Linked DNA regions of Homo sapiens: region 2 is linked to region 1. A link is a loop called in an ENCODE intact Hi-C map of the cell type or tissue named here. Cell type or tissue: dorsolateral prefrontal cortex. All regions are shown on one strand. Each heading gives the region's core, and the rest is flanking DNA. Links, peaks and the distances in the headings are about the cores only.

Evidence for each region. A loop is a pair of places that touch in the nucleus more often than their neighbours do. Peaks named below come from ENCODE experiments on the same cell type or tissue, not always from the same donor. Only the 100,000 strongest peaks of a DNase experiment are listed, where the experiment ranks them.
Region 2: a loop joins it to region 1, with 9 times the contacts of the local background. A loop is called at or near these places in 35 of 110 quality-filtered maps.

What each region holds. Positions count from the first base shown.
Region 1 is chr17:70,618,425-70,626,448 of GRCh38, forward strand. No RefSeq gene overlaps it. Among named protein-coding and RNA genes, the nearest start is that of KCNJ2, 450 kb to the left of the region's middle. In dorsolateral prefrontal cortex, for the core only: CTCF peaks have their summits at 4,175 (motif pointing left) and 4,374; DNase peaks (open chromatin) are centred at 3,317 and 4,157; H3K4me3 peaks cover 1,068 bases; H3K27ac peaks cover 1,963 bases.
Region 2 is chr17:69,524,720-69,527,219 of GRCh38, forward strand. MAP2K6 (mitogen-activated protein kinase kinase 6) reads left to right here. Exons shown (of 12, transcript NM_002758.4): 9 at 182-259; 10 at 1,851-1,990. Among named protein-coding and RNA genes, the nearest start is that of MAP2K6-AS1, 40 kb to the left of the region's middle. In dorsolateral prefrontal cortex, for the core only: CTCF peaks have their summits at 1,457 (motif pointing right) and 1,656; a DNase peak (open chromatin) is centred at 1,442; H3K27ac peaks cover 212 bases.

The DNA.
Region 1 (8,024 bases), core at 3,130-5,629:
GAGTTTGCTTGTGGAAGCGGACAGCTCTGTGTTATTGTGAAGTGAGGGAAGGAGCATCCTCTGAAACCAGACAGAAAGCTATAACACCAGATGTAGACGGGTGTGGCTTGTGGTCCTCGTGAGGTGTGTGCATTTGTGTGCTTTGTGTATTTCTAGGTGGCTCCCTTCAGCCGAGTGCAGTTTTCTGTGTTTACCTACTGCTTCTCATGGATGAAAACTCATGTAAACAAATGCAAAATTTGTGTTATCCTCAAACTGAGGATGATATACCAATTACGTTGGAACAAATTCATATTTTCAAAATGAGCAGAACAGTACATATTTACAAACCAGAAGCCACACATCCCCTAGCCTGCTTTGAAAAGGGATAATTTGTAAGAATGTGATCTCCCAAGTGCAATAGTTAGAATCTTTGGATTTAGGCCACGAGCGTTTGCCAAAAGAAATATATAATGGAGAAGAGAGTTCTGGAGACCTTTGTTGGGAAAGCCAGAACATCCTCATAGAGTTACTCAACTCTGGCTAAATTATATGTGAAGACCTAGACGACACCTAAAGAATTATTGTGCATTTTGAAAGCAGGAAGAGGAAAAGAAAAGGAGGAAACAAATGACTCTGATCAATTCTTGGTAATAACAAAGGAGGAAACAAATGACTCTGATCAATTCTTGGTAATAACAAAGGAGATACGATTCCCACTACACTCTCACGTGATACATTCAAATGGTAACTACTTTTCGTCTATTTTTGCCAAAAATGAAGACATAGGATCATAGGAAAAAAACAATGTTTACTAAATCTATCAATCAAAGCCACTAAATCCTAATTCTTCTATTTCAAGATCCATTAAAAAGAAATTTCTGGGGCCGGGCGCGGTGGCTCACGCCTGTAATCCCAGCCCTTTGGGAGGCTGAGGATCACGAGGCGGATCACGAGGATCAGGAGATGGAGACCATCCTGGCTAACACGGTGAAACCCCGTCTCTACTAAAAATACAAAAAAAATTAGCCGGGCATGGGGGCGGGCGCCTGTAGTCCCAGCTACTTGGGAGGCTGAGGCAGGAGAATGGCGTGAACCTGGGAGGCGGAGCTTGCAGTGAGCCGAGATCGCGCCACTGCACTCTGGCCTGGGTGACAGAGCGAGACTCAGTCACAAAAAAAAAAAAAAAAAATTCTACTTATTTATTTTTAACTTTTATTTTGGGTTCAGGCATACATGTGCAGGTTTGTTATATAGGTAAACTTGTGTCATGAGGGTTTGTTGTATAGATTATTTTGTCACCCAGGTACTAAACCTAGTACCCAGTGGTTATTTTCTGTCTCTCTCATCTCACCCTCCACCCTCAAGTAGGCCCTAGTGTCTGTTGTTCGCCTGTTTGCATCCATGTGTTCTCTTCATTTAGCTCCCACTTTTAAGTGAGAACATTCGGTGTTTGGTTTTCTGTTCCTGTGTTAGTTTGCTAATGGCCTCCAGCTCCATCCGTGTTTCTGCAAAAGACATTATCTCATTTCTTTTTATGGTGGCATAGTTTTCTATAGTGTATATGCACCACATTTTTTAATCCAGTCTTCCACTGATGGGCATTTAGGTTGATTCCATGTCTATGCTATTGTAAATAGTGCTGCAATGAACATATGCATGCATGTGTCTTTATGGTATATTCCTTTGGGTACATACACAGTAATGGGATTGCTGGGCCAAATAGTAATTCTGTTTTAGAAATGTCTACTTCTTTGTTTTTGGAGTGAACAATAACAAATAAGTCAAATCAAACAAGAATATATAAAGGTTTGTTTGTATTTTAATTATTAAAATATTGAAAAAGGAATACATGAATTATTTACAAAAGCAAATTGTCAGTCACTGGAGGCAGGTGCCAAAATAAATTCTTCTCTTCAGTGTAATAAGAAGTGCTCTGAAGCAAATTGGAATATAATATTGATAATGACAATAAATTGTAAATTCGTATAACTTTGTAAAAATTTAATATTTGTGCATTTCTGAAGTTCTTTGAACCTTCTTTTTTATCAGCAGTGTTTCTAGGTAGTGTTCATTTCTTCAGACAGAAGGTTCTTAAAGAGTCATGACTGCCTTATTAGTTATGTTTGTGCTTCCAAAACTTACAGTCCATTCCATCTGTGGTGAGCCACTTCAGCAAAATATATTTTGGACCATGAATTATTGGGCATAATGTAACAAAGCAACTGGTTGTTTGACATTTTTTTTTTGTTTGGTATCATGTAGATAGTTATTTTTAGAACCAACTCTAAATGACTTTTCTCCGGCCTTTTTCTTTTTTTTTGAGATGGAGTCTCGCTCTGTCGCCCAGGCTGGAGTGCAGTGGCACAATCTCGGCTCACTGCAACCTCCACCTCCAGGGTTCAAGCGATTCTCCTGCCTCAGCCTCCCGAGTAGCTGGGACTACAGGCATGCGCCACCACATCCAGCTAATATTTTGTATTTTTAGTAGAGATGGGGTTTCACCGTGATAGCCAGGATGGTCTCGATCTCCTGACCTCGTGATCTGCCCCCTTGGCCTCCCAAAGTGTTGGGATTACAGGCATGAGTCACCGCGCTGGCCTTCTCCAGCATTCAACAAGTGTCATGCTATAGTCGACGTGTCAGAAATATCCAGTGAGAATCAGGGAAACCTCATTAGAAAGAGTTCCTGATTGGTTCCCATATGTTCCTGAGCTGTTTACTATATTAGAGTATGGTTTCAGTTTCTCTTATTTCTTTCACTAATCTTTGGGCTCTAACAAGGTATATTCTCATTATAATCTCTCTGTTCTCTCAAAATCTAACACAGTACTAAGTACAAAGTTAGTTCTCTCTATATTGTAGTTAAATGGAATGAGTTCATTACAAGAAGATTAGGGCTGAATTAGCCCAGTTTGGCATTTTACATATTTGAATAATCAAATGGTAGCTAGAACCTCTATTTTGCTTGGTTTTATTAATTCAGTGGGGGACACCTGCCGGATTTAATTTCTCCCTCATTTCTAATGGACTAAGTCAGTTTAGGTCACTGTGAAGACGTGGGTGAGGTCATGAACTTCAGTCTAGGGCTGCTGTTTTATTGTTTAGACTATCGCAGCCCTCCTAAGCCAAATTTCTTATATACTTTCAAAATAAAAATGCAGCAAACTAGTGTGGAAGTAGCCTCCAGAGCGTTCTGCCCCTCACCACCCCCGGCCCCTCCAAAGTTAGACTTAATCTTCTTGTTTCCATGTCAAATCCAAACTGGACCACCATCACTAGTTTCCTAGGAAACCCTGAAAAACTGTCTTTACATAACTCACTTTGCCCACTATTGGAATGCTGCCACTTCTGGGGAAAGGCACAGCAGCTGTTCAGCTGCCTCATAGCAACACTTCACAACAGTGTGGGAGGAAAGCAAAGACCAGCAATATACTTAAATTAAACTTCCCTGGGGAGAGCAAGATACCAGGGCAGAAGGTAATAGTTTAGAGTCGAGAGCATCTAATTAGTCAACAAACCTGCCCTGAAAGCGAACGTAGTGAATTTTTAATGAAATCAAGAGACCCAGTGTTTTTTCTCATCTTCCACTTGAAAGGCACTGATACATATTTAACTGCTATCATCGAAAGAGTCCTTCTGTTTCAAACATACTTCCAAAGAAGTATTTTTTTTATTTTTATTTTGAACTAAACAACAAAAAAGAACACCCACAGCAAAGAATAAAGGTCAACTGGGTTATGTTTTCATATAATTCCTACTATTTCCCCAAAAGTTAATAACATTTCATCCAGCTACCCCTTGGACTAGCTAGGACTAGCTAGAATTGCCAAAACTCAGATGACAATGCAAGAAGCATCGTTTCAACCTGGCTCTGTTCTCTCTTTAGCACGGAAACAAAACACATGTTTATAGCAGCCATTCTTTGAACCGTGATTCATAAAATAGGGGTAGAAATTAAAGAGGTAAAGTCAAAGTTGCCAATAGTAAGAGGAAAATATTTGAACGGATGGAACCCAAACTGCCATGTAATGCTGTGCAGTTTGCTGTGCATAAAGGCACTCAGCCAACGAAGCAAATGGAAGCTTAAAATGCAGTTTGGGCTCCCCTAACCAAACTGTGCACCCAGGAGTCAGGCTACTACTTCCCGAAGAAGGGGTACCTTTTTCTCAGCACAAAGGCGCCATCTGTTGGCCATCTCAACAGAGGGGCTGCTTTCTTTCGGCGGGTTGTGGTCATTCAGAGGGGAAGCCAATTTTTCTAGTGGAAACCCCGCATAGAATGGGGGACCCTAAGAGGCATTCTTGTACAAATACTTCATTTTATACATAAGAGAACAAACACCAGGGGTCCAGTAGAGAACAAAAATAAGGACCTCTGTTTCAGAAAGCAGAAAAAGATGTTATTAAAAGTACTAACAGAAACTTTTTTCTCTCTCCATGAATTCTCTGAAATAGTCATGGTGTCTTTATTTGCTCCATGTTATTGATTTAGTGTAATTCTAAGCAAAGACAATTTTAAAATGTAATTATTAGCATTAATTTCCCTTTTCATCTTTATGTCGTGAAATGTCAGCTTTTAATATGAATGTAAATGCATTTTGTTGGTTACACGGAGTCACTGATGCTATCCACTTCCTATTTTGTAGGTCGTACACGCCTACCCATTTCCTTCTTATCAGAAGAGTGAAAACACTGCAGAAAACCACCTCTTCTGTTTGTATTTTACTTCCGGAAACATATACATCCCATCAACCCTCTCTATCTTCAGTTTACTAGTGAATAAAGAAGGACTTAAAGGTAAAGAGACCATGGCTACTCCTATATTCCAATGTTGTCTTCATTTCCAGCCTAAGTGGCTGGCTGGCACATGGAGGGAAGTAACAGGAGTTAGAATGGCTATCATAGGTTCCTTGTTCCTCTATGTTTCCCAGAAGGCCATTGTCTTATTTCTCCACCGGAAAGCAACTTCAGGTTTGAATGGAATATGTGGACTCTAGGGATGTCAGAGTCCCTGCTCACTCCCTTGGGAATGGTACATGCTTACCTGTACTCTTGAGTCTTTCTAGACCCTCAGGCATTGTGAGTCTACTAGAATTTTGTGTCATGCAGCATTGCAAATGCTATAAGACAATGGGGAAGTACGGAACTACAGGGAACATTCAAAGTGTGCATATCTCCTCTGCTCACACATAGGCACCATTGTCCCATTAGACTTTACTTACAGAACACAAGTTGAAGGATTAAATTATCAAGAATTTCAAGACAGTAACATGAGAGCATTAAACTAGACACAGGGCCCTTCTGAGGACTGAGCACAGGTTGCCAGCCCACAAAACTGGACATGAGAAATATTAAGTGATTTGCCTAATAACCAGAGATAAATGCCTTTCAACTTCAGCTCATTTCTAAGCATTAACTTCTATTTACTTTTTTTTTTAGCTAATAAACTGACCTTTCTAACAATTCTTCAGTGTTACTATTAGATCAATGAATAATGGAATGCAAATGTTTGGGAGGGAAGGATGCTAACAGTGATCGAATGCTCATGGTGCTTTGCCGTGCTTACCTAAATGATCTTATTCATTACAATTCTAATGAGGCAAGGTGTGTTTAATGCATTTTTAAAGCTGGATACTTAAAACCTTAAGAAAGCAAGTAACTCATCCAATGTCAAGTAACTTATGTGTTGAGAAAGCAAGATCAATGAGTTATAAACACACGGAACTTGAGTTCCGTTCCCAACCTCCCTTTCAAAATCTATTCAGCGGCGTCGCTTTCCCATGACTCTAGATGGAGAGTTGGGCGGGCCCTTGAGTTTCTACCTGCTTGGAGGTATTGAACAGTTTCTCCCATTACTTTAGATGACAACTCAGATTCAACTTGGAAGCTGAAGTGTGCAGGTATCTGTAACATTCACATGTCTGGATTGACTTAATGTTAAATTTTCTTCCCTTCCCTAGCTGGGCTGTTGAAATTGGCCACACCATTGCCAACAGTGACACAGCACTTCCTCTTTCCTGCTTGAGTCTTCCTCCAGTTATTAGTTTGAATGGGAGTGGTTAGTACTTAGAAAGTGGGGTGTGGAGCATGAAATATGGGAGTGGGGATGAGAAATTTCTTATTGGGGTGAGTTTTGTGCCAACTCAGACTTCTCTTAATCTCAAGGATTCTGTTTTAACCTGGGTTCTCACAATGCAGAACCTGCATAATTTATTGGGAACTGTAACCCTGAAAGTGAGGGACAGGGGTAGTGAAACAAGGCAGGTTCAAAATAAGGATGTTTCAAGATGGTCAATGTCAGGATATCTGGATGTTCACTCCTATGGGATCTTCTGGAAAGCTGAGTGGCATGAGCTTTAGGATCAGGCCTTCAGCAGAGGAAGGAGAAGTTTTGCTTGCTGGTTTCTATGCATATTTATCCAGAGTTCATCCCATGAGACATTAGCCCTCTTAGAGTTCCAGGATGAAAAAGAGTGATCACAAAATTTTCTGCCATGTCACAGAAAAGCCCAGGGATGGGCCACAGGAATGCTGGATGGGCTTGATGTATGGTGGTGCCAAGATGCACCTGCAGGAAGCCATTTGGGGTCCATGCACAGGCCCATCACTGAAGCTGTGGCCAAAATCAGAGAACAAAGGGGTTTAGTGGATCTGATATGATGCATGAACAATGTCTAACATGGGTGCTTTCCTGGGTTCACTGGAGGAGATTCAACTTGGGCCCTCCAACTCAAATTCTAGGTGTGTGCCCTGCCTCCTCTTCAGACATTTGCCTTCTGAAAGCCTGGCCCTTGGGAGGCTCACTTTATAGCACATATCACCTCTCATATATTGGAGTCCCATTTTCCTCATCCTGATAGTCCTTTTGAGCAGGACTTCAATAGCTCCAGTCCAGTTCACTCTGCAACAAAAGTCTGCATTGGGTCCTAGAAAAACAGTGACATATTCCTTGGCCTATCATGGAAGGGAAGTACAGTTACTCCTGAAATAAACAAGAAACTCACCCCTGTTCCACCAGCCAAAGCAGCTTCTATAACTTTCTATTTTTCCCTTAAGTTTTCCTTGGCTGAAAGTCAGACCGCAATGCACCATATTGTCAAATGAGAGGACAAAGCATTCACAATTAAGTCTCACTTTAAAGCCTCTCTTCTTTTCAGTAAAAATCGCTTTGTTTGGTGATTGACTTTATGATGATAAACATACCTGAAAAAGTCTGATGGAGAGTAAGAAATACAGCTTTTCTAAACAGAAATAAGGCTTTCAGGGAATGTTCTACAGGACTATGAGTTCCTTAAAACACTGCAATTCATTTCTCCCTATAGGCTGGCTAAATTTACTGTCCTCTCAGTGTGAGAACTAGTCTTCTCAGACTCCTTGAAAAATGTTCCAATCTTTACTGTTTTTTAGAAAGTACTTGGATACGACTAGAAAATACCCATCCTTTTTAAGAATTTTTAAAATTCTTAAATTGAAAACACCTCCATTAATTTTAGTAATGCAGAACACAAGATAGAACTGAGGGTTGTGTTTCTATTCTTACTGTAGTGTCTAGCAAAGTTATATAAAATTATGCATAATATATAGTGATTATCTGAAAAAAATAATTTGAAATAAGCCCAACATTTCTCTGCCTTTTCTTGATTAAGAAAATTTGGAGGTCAACTAAAAAGCACACACTTATTAAGACTTTAACTGAAATATTGCTCTGTGGATCAGGAAAAAAGAAATTCCAAGAAACTCAAAAATTCAGAGCATGAAAATATACTGATCTTAGTGAAGACTGTATTAGAATCAGAAACAGATGACAAGGGAAGGGAGGAGAAAGTGGGAACCAACAATTCAGCATGAGAATAGAACTGTGTCTATAGTCATTCTGTGAATTATTAAGTTTTCACCTTTGGAAAGATGTCTTCGCAAGGCTAGTAGTTTTAAGTACAAATGGGGATAATGCCAAATGATGGTTTTGCATAAAAAGACTGGTATAGCTTAGAACATGCAGTTCTGAATAATATTGGAGTAGGAAAGCAAGTCAACAAGCTATTG
Region 2 (2,500 bases), core at 1-2,500, 1.1 Mb before region 1:
AACCCCACGGAGGCATTGATATTTGTTGTAGTTAACCGGGTCTTCTTGGCCTTGGTGGCATGTTAACAGCTTATAACAACTCACTTGGCAGCTGGTGCTACCCCCATCCCCAGAGACTATTGAGCTAAGAACGTTATCTCAATTGTCTTCCCAGTTTCTCAGTTGTCTGTCTTCTTTCCAGCCTGAAAGAATAAACCCAGAGCTCAACCAGAAGGGATACAGTGTGAAGTCTGACATTTGGAGTCTGGGCATCACGATGGTAGTGTATGCCAATCATCATGAACTATGAGGTTGTGGGTAATGAAACTAGAATGAGGTGGACGTTGGGTTCAAGAAACAAATGCCCTAAATGCTGGTTTGGGGCGCCCTCTCCTGCTGAGCTGGTAGGAGATTTTGAGTAATAATTGTTTGTATTGTGGTACAATAAAAACACTGATATGGGATTGGGGAAACCAATCTTTCTCTTGATTCCACCTCTGACGAGCTGTATGCCTTTTTGAGTAATTGTTACAGTCACATGGACTATCTTCCTATCCTCCTCTGTAAAACGAGAGGATCTGACCAGATTCCTTATAGTTTAAAATTAAATTATTCGAGCCAAGGCAAGAAGCTTAAGCTGTGCAAAGAATGCTAATGTGCGTGAACCCTGATAGGGCCGTGTTATCCAGGACATAGACTATGCTTCCCAGGATATTTTTATTGGAGAAGTAGAAGTCAAAGTCTGATCAGGTCAGTGTATTAGTTCGTTTTCACACTGCTGATAAAAGCATCCCCAAGACTGAGTAATTTAAAAGAAAAAGAGGTTTAATGGACTCACAGTTCCATGCAGCTGGGGAGGCCTCACGATCATGGCGGAAGGTGAAAGGCACATCTTATATGGCGGCAGACAAGAGAGAATGAGATGAGACAGCCAAGTGAAAAGGGAGATGCTTCATAAAACCATCAGATCTCGTGAGACTTTTTCACTACCATGAGAACCATAGAACAGTATGGGGGAACCACCCCCATGATTCAATTGTTTCCCACTGGGTCCCTCCCACAACATGTAGGAATTATGGGAGCTACAATTCAAGATGAGATTTGGGTGGGGACACAGCCCAACCGTATCAGTCAGGTATATCCTCAATACATGATAACCAATAGGATGATTTCCTTAGACACAGCCCTAAAGTTATATGATTTATTCATAACTTATTCATAACTTTGGTGATTGTAAATTTCATAACTTTGGTGGTCATACATTTTCAGTGGATCACCAAGGTCTGGAATTATCCACTGTGGTCCTGGCTCCTCCCCAGGCACAGCAGCTGAATAAATCCCATGAGTTATTTCTCCTGCCTGCCCAGAAAGCACATGATCCTGTAATGCAAAGTGGCCTTTTCTCAAGTCCAAAAAAAGATCTGTCATTTGGTTCTAGGTTGCTTTTTCTCCCTGTCATTTCACCAAGGGACCTGAAGGTGGCAGTAGATGCTCGGCTCTGGAAAGATCTTAGGCTGGGAATTACTTGTCAGACCAAACGTTTGAAATCCTCGTAGCTTTACATCCTGAAGTTTAATACGGTTGGCTTACAATTTTTATGAAGTGCCACAGTGGGTTTTAGTGAGGGTCCCCATTTTAGATAGGCTTAAGTGGCTGTGTCTAGTAAGTAATATTTAAAAATCCCTAGCACTAGGAATTTGGGGAAAATTGCTAGAGAACAAATTATTAGTTTATTTCCTGCCCCCCTACCCCTGGACTTATACTTGAACTTTGCCTTGTGTTTCCTGCTGTCTATCCACAAATGAAACGTGGGTGATTCCCTAAAGCAGCCCTGTTGAAACTGTTGTCTCCTTTTTTCTTCTTTTCTCCAGATTGAGTTGGCCATCCTTCGATTTCCCTATGATTCATGGGGAACTCCATTTCAGCAGCTCAAACAGGTGGTAGAGGAGCCATCGCCACAACTCCCAGCAGACAAGTTCTCTGCAGAGTTTGTTGACTTTACCTCACAGTGGTAAGACAGCCTCACCTCCCAAGTGTCAGTGTGAAAGAAGAAGATGAGTTCTCATGAATTTCTTCCATCGGGGTTGAATCCATCATGCATACATTCATTCCGAAAGCATTTGTGGAGTATGCCCTCTCTGCTGGAGAAGCAAAGATGACCGTATCACACTCCCTGCCCTCACTGAGCCCAAAGTCAAGTAGAGAAGTCTCATAAATGAATAATTATAGTATAATGTGGCAAGTCCAGTGATAGAGATAGGGGCATAGGCGATTTAAGGAACTCAGAGGGAAGACCTCAGGATAGGCTTTTCTGGAGGAGATAAATCTGGAGCTGCGATCACGAGAGGAATTTTCCAGACAAAAGGGAAATAGGAAAGGAAACATATTCCAAACAGAAGGAACATCATTCACAATGTCACGAAAGCAAGAAACTCCTTTATGTGAGCTTTAAGCAATTTGATGTTGATTAAAGCATAAAGAGAAAGCTGATAGGACCCACTAGAGGCCTGGGGATAGGAAG